Regions from separate parts of the Homo sapiens genome. Here region 1 is linked to region 2. The links are chromatin contacts, found by Hi-C in ENCODE. All regions are on one chromosome and are shown on one strand. The core of a region is the stretch at or near the end of the contact, and the rest is flanking DNA. Distances in the headings are between cores, read along the strand shown.

Region 1 (2,700 bases), core at 34-2,533, 84 kb before region 2:
TGATCATTGCCAGGCACAATGTAGGCCTGGTAATCAGTGTTACCTGATACTACGATTTTTATTTCCAGAAGAAGCTAGTAACACAAATTTTTATGTGACATCTTTATTCTGTAAATGTTGATGACTAATTGAGTTTTTTTTTTAAAGACTATGAAGCAAATAAAACAATACTTTAATGGGCCAAATGTGGCCTGAGGGCCACCAATTTGTGACCTCTGCATTAGTATTTGGAGCAGACCCTCCAGGAAGTCCTTTTATACTAGACTGACCATTGCAGAATATTGCATGGAGCACAGTGCTTCCAAAACTGGAAGGTGGGTTGTATTAGGTCATTGCATCTTTGAAGCTTTATGATTTTAAGTGTAGTTGAAGAAGGTAATTGGGCTTTTTGTTATTGGTCCACTAGGAATTGGCCTGGATTAGGAGTCTTAGAGTACCTGGAATCCGGTCCCATCTCTACCACCAACTGGCTGTTTGACCTTGGGCAAGTTGCTTCACTCTCTGGGCCTCCATTTCCTCATCTGCTAATATAAGGTGAAGGAATCCTCCTGTTCTTATTGTCTATTTCAGTAGTTGTATTCCAAAGTCATAGACCAAGGTTGGACCTGTTGTATTTGACAAACTAGGCTAGAGATAGGAGAAAGGGAAAGCCCTTGCTGTGAACACACTGTTTCAAATCAAAGGGCTCTGATAGCTAATGGGCCAGGCACACCTGTGGGTGTGCTGTTACCACTCCCCTACTCCATTCTCCATACTATAACCAGAATGAGTTTTTGAAAAATATATATTGTGCCAGGCGTGGTGGCTCATGCCTGTAATCCCAGCACTTTGGGAGGTTAAGGTTAGAGGATCACTTGAAGCCAGGAGTTCAAGACCAGCCAGGGCAACATAGTGAAACCCTGGCTCTACAAAAATTTCAAAAATAAAAAAATTAGTGAGGTGTGATGGCACACACCTGTAGTGCTAGCTACTCAGGAAACTGCAGTGGAAGGACCGCTTGAGTCCGGGAGTTTGAAGCTGCAGTGAGCTATGATCATGCCACTGCACTGCAGCCTGGGTGACAGAGCAAGACCTTGTATCTTAAATAAACAAGGAAAAAAAAATATATGTATAAAAGATTTTGTCAGTTGTCATTCCCATGCTTTGCCTTTATTGGTGGCTTCTAGCAATCTTTAAGAAACAGTCCAAAATCCTCACTGTGGCCAAGAAACAGTCCAAAATCTTCATTATGGCCTAGATGGCTTTGCTTGATCTTGCCTCTGTTTTTTCAGTTTTGCCAGTCTTGTGCCACTGTCATCCTTGTACAATGCTTTAGCCACATTGGTCTTTCAGTTCCTCAAACACACCAAACCCTTTGCATCCTTAGAGCCTTTGCATATCCTGTTCCCATTGCATGGAACACTGTTGCATGGCTAATTGCTACTTATATTTTGGATCATGGCTTAAACGTCACTTTCTTAAGGAAGCCTTTCCTGACCTCTCCAATCTAAATTATTCTTCCACACTAAGTTCTCCTATACAGCACAATTCTTTTTCTTTATTGCACTTATTACTAGTGTACATTTGTGTACACATTTATTTTTCATCTCACTTTTACTAGAGTGTAAGCTTGGAATGTAGGAATGTCTAATTTGCTCATTGTGTCCAACACCAAACAGTGCCTGGCACATGGCACCATTTGGTAAATTTTCCTTGAATGGATGAATACCTGTTATTAGGTTGATAAAAGGGAGGCACTCATTTCTGATGTTAGTGAGGAACAGAGAAATTGATGAAAAGGGAACTGTCAACTGTTTCTCTTTCTGGGCCCCTCTGAACCACTGAGGCCTCTCCTCCTTGTTCATCTAATCCCGTAGGCACTGTGGGCCAATTTAGGGAATAGCCTCCTAATTACACAGCTTGAAGACCTCATCAGGCAGATTGCTTTTCAGAGCCAGCCACTTCTTTTATTAAATAGCAAATGGCATTCACAGAAGAAGCACCTGATTGGCCACCAGAGCATCTTATGAAGCAGGAGGAGATATTAACAGCTTAATTTTTTCTTAGGAAGTTGGGGTATATCTTCATTTTTCAACTCAGACATCTTTGCCATTTGTTCAAGTTGAAATTCCATGGGTTTTGAAAAAATCCTTACAAGTATATCAGTAGAGAGGTTCATTTACAGGAACAGAATGAGGAAGTGTGAGTTACATTGTCTTTTGAATTCCTTTATCTCGTCTGTTGTATATATTAAACAAATAGCTCTAACTAAAGATTTCCTTCCTCCAGCTTCGAAGCTGACCGTAGAGTACCCAGGTTCATAGCTTTAAAATGCTGAGCTAATCCTGTGTTTATGTAATTTCTGTTTCACATACAGTTGGCTTTCTTTCCAAACCTGAGCATTTCCGTGTCATGCTGTAGTGACACGATGCAGATTTACATGCATGATCTTTTTGAATGCATTGAAGACAGAAAACTGTGTTGCATTTGTTTAACATGTGTCCTGCTTGATAAATGATACACATAGTTGCTGCCTTCCATAAACTTGCCTGCAGCTAGAGTTAATGATGGGAAAGAAAAGAAGGGAATAAAAACCACAGCATGATTTGAACAAAACAAGCCAAATGAAAAAAAATAAAAATAAAAAACCACGCACAACTCTGCAGGCACCATTATTGCTCTTGCGGAAGGAAGAAAATGAATGTGTATTGATTGTCTGCT
Region 2 (2,700 bases), core at 36-2,535:
GGGCCCTCCAATGCCCCACTCCTTCTCCAGGTCTGCCCTGGCTTGCTCTGTCTCCCTAGGGCAGCTGGCTTTTGTCCCAGGGGAGCATGGGAACAGCTTGGGTGAGAATGGGGGAGGGGCTTCCCAGCAGGTTTCACCTCTCCCACCTGGCATAATTTCTACCCTGCACCCAGTGATGCCCAGGAGCCAGCACAAGAACCTCTGAGCTCTCCTGCCGGCTTTCCCCACTGTGGGGCCCACAGGATGGCTGGGTGTGCTGGGGAAACTGAGGGAGATGACTTGTGGGTGCCAGCACCATGGGACTTTGGGTGATCTTGGACCTATTCCTTCCTCCTTCTAGGTGCTTCCTGAGCTGGCGAAAAGGAGAGCTGGATGCTGGGATTCTATAAATTCGGCGGTGGATGTGAGTCTAGCTACAGCATGGACCCTGGCCAGCCCTGGAATCTGAGTTCAGAGATCTTTGAAAAAATGCCTTCCGATAACTGAGCACCTACTACATGCTGGACACTGCACCAGGAGATTTGTGTGCATTCCCTCATTGAATCTTACAACCACCCTCTGGGATGGTTTTTGCTATTAAGCCGATTTTATAGATGAGAATACTGAGGGCTAGAAAAGATAAGTACCTTGTCCAAGGTGACACGGCCAGTAAGCTGTGGAGTCTGGATTTGAACTAGGCTCTCTTGGAGTTTGGAGCCCGGTCTTTTCATTTCTGGCAGAGACCTGTGGCTTCAGGGGGCGGAGCCCAGCCCATGGGGGAAGTAAGTCCTTCCTGTTAGATCTGTCTGAGGAGTAGTGAGTTTCTCATCTAGGAAACCATCAGCAGGCCAGGCTGGACTGCCCCATTTCTAGCCCCCTTTCTTCTCTGCAGACTGCCCTGTTTCTAGCCCCTTTTCTTCTCTACCCTTTTCTGTAGAGTGCGTTAGACCCATTTTACAGAAGGGGACTCTGAGACCCTTTCTTCTCTGCGGGGCAGGGTATGTGGTTCAGACGAGCCGCTTCCATCCCCAGTTCTGTCCCTAAGCCCTGGGTGACCTCAGCATTGAGCATCGTCTCTGAGCCTCAGTTTCCTGTCTATATCTAGTGCCACCAGGCATCAGAAACGTAAGTGCTTCAAGGATCTTGGGTGAAAAGCCGCTTTAGCGGCGAGCATACACTAATTAATAAAATGCCTTGGCCGGGGCTGGGCAGAGGAAGTAAGCGGGCAGCCGAGGTGACAGCTGGAGGGAGGAGCGGGGGTGGAGCCGGGGGAAGGGTGGGGAGGGGATGGGCTGGAGCTCCGGGCAGTGTGCGAGGCGCACGCACAGGAGCCTGCACTCTGCGTCCCGCACCCCAGCAGCCGCGCCATGAGCCGTGAGTGCGACCCCGGTGCCCGGTGGGGAATTTTCTTGGCCTCCTGGTGGAGCCTTGAATGCCAGGCTCAGCCCCTCATCTCTCTCCTCTGCAGGGAGTCTCTTGCTCTGGTTCTTGCTGTTCCTGCTCCTGCTCCCGCCGCTCCCCGTCCTGCTCGCGGACCCAGGGGCGCCCACGCCAGGTAGGCGGCCCCATCCCTCCCCAAGGGAATCCCCGGTCTTGCGCCCCTGGCCTGGTTTCAACCCCCTCCTTTCCCCTCCAGCGGGCCCAGCTTCCCCTTTCTGCTCGCGGTGCTGAGAAAGACTGAGGCTGAGTCTTTTGGTGGGATGGGGGCTCCCTGAAGCCCCCCCGGCGGTGTGGCCTTGGCTAATGGGCTATCTAGTTCTTTCAGGGGAAACAGCAGACTGGGATCTGGTGCCAACTTGGGGAGAAGGGACAGTCCCTATCCATCCCCCTCACCTGTTCTGGGCCCCAGATGTCTAAGCAGCCTCTGCACCCAACAACCCCGCTGTTTCCTATAGGGGCCTCTTTGGGAGGAAGCCGCAGGCACCAAGGGAAATGAGTTCCCTTTCTCCAGCCTCTAACCGTCTGGGAACCCATCCTGATTCCCATTGCCAGTGGAGAAGGTCTCCCCTGGTGAAGACTTCGGGAGAACATGGGAGATGGAAATACATTTAGGAGCCGGGATGCTTCATCTGGGGTTTAAGAGATCCCCATTGAGCAAATGAGGAAACCGAGGCTCAGTAGGTGCCATGATTCCCCAAGCTCACAAAATACATGGTGGGCCCAGGATCTGAACTCAGGTCTGTCTGCGTCCACACACTTCGCAAGGTCTTTCCACAGAAAGCTGCTTCTACCCACAATGGACCCGGAGCCACTCTGGGTTTCATGGGGGAGGTTGATGGGGAAATTCCGCCCTTCCCTCCCCCATGCATGTGCCAGGTTCCAGGTGAAGGAATTCAGCTCCTCGCTCAGCCAACCTTCCTCCCCCAGCTCGCTGCTTGTGTGTGTGCGTGTGTGTGAGCATGTGTCCCAGTTGGATATAGTTTCCTCCACCACCTAGCTGTGTAAAATCTCTAAAATGAGGCCCAGAGAGGGCAGGAGGGAGCAGAGGGAGTCCGCACTTTCTGCTGTGATGCTCTAAGGATCTGGTGCGTGGGGGAAAGAGGAAAGATATGTACATGGATTTTGGATCAGACCAAGTTTCCTGAAACGGGCTTTGGGTGGGTGGCATTTAGGGGACCCAAAGAGAGGACGGAGGGTGCTCTAGGAAAGGGATTGCGTTGAATAAAAGTCTGGTTTATGGGAAGAGGAGGAGGAAGACTCATGTGGCCAGCACTTTAAAGT

What was found. A loop is a pair of places that touch in the nucleus more often than their neighbours do. Pooled maps may share reads with other maps.
Region 1: a loop to region 2 is called in a pooled map, with 2.1 times the contacts of the local background. The contact joins the enhancer-like site here to the promoter of PTGS1 in region 2. A Hi-C loop is called at or near these places in 1 of 50 pooled maps.

The regions. Positions count from the first base shown.
Region 1 is chr9:122,285,633-122,288,332 of GRCh38, forward strand. The region is part of intron 4 of MRRF (mitochondrial ribosome recycling factor); the gene reads left to right. Among named protein-coding and RNA genes, the nearest start is that of MRRF, 22 kb to the left of the region's middle. Within about 2 kb of position 1,284, at least 2 of the 41 ENCODE cell types and tissues checked have a DNase peak (open chromatin) inside an H3K27ac peak, as active enhancers do.
Region 2 is chr9:122,369,739-122,372,438 of GRCh38, forward strand. It overlaps PTGS1 (prostaglandin-endoperoxide synthase 1), which reads left to right and starts at 1,286. Exons shown (of 11, transcript NM_000962.4): 1 at 1,286-1,353; 2 at 1,448-1,534. The coding sequence starts at 1,347.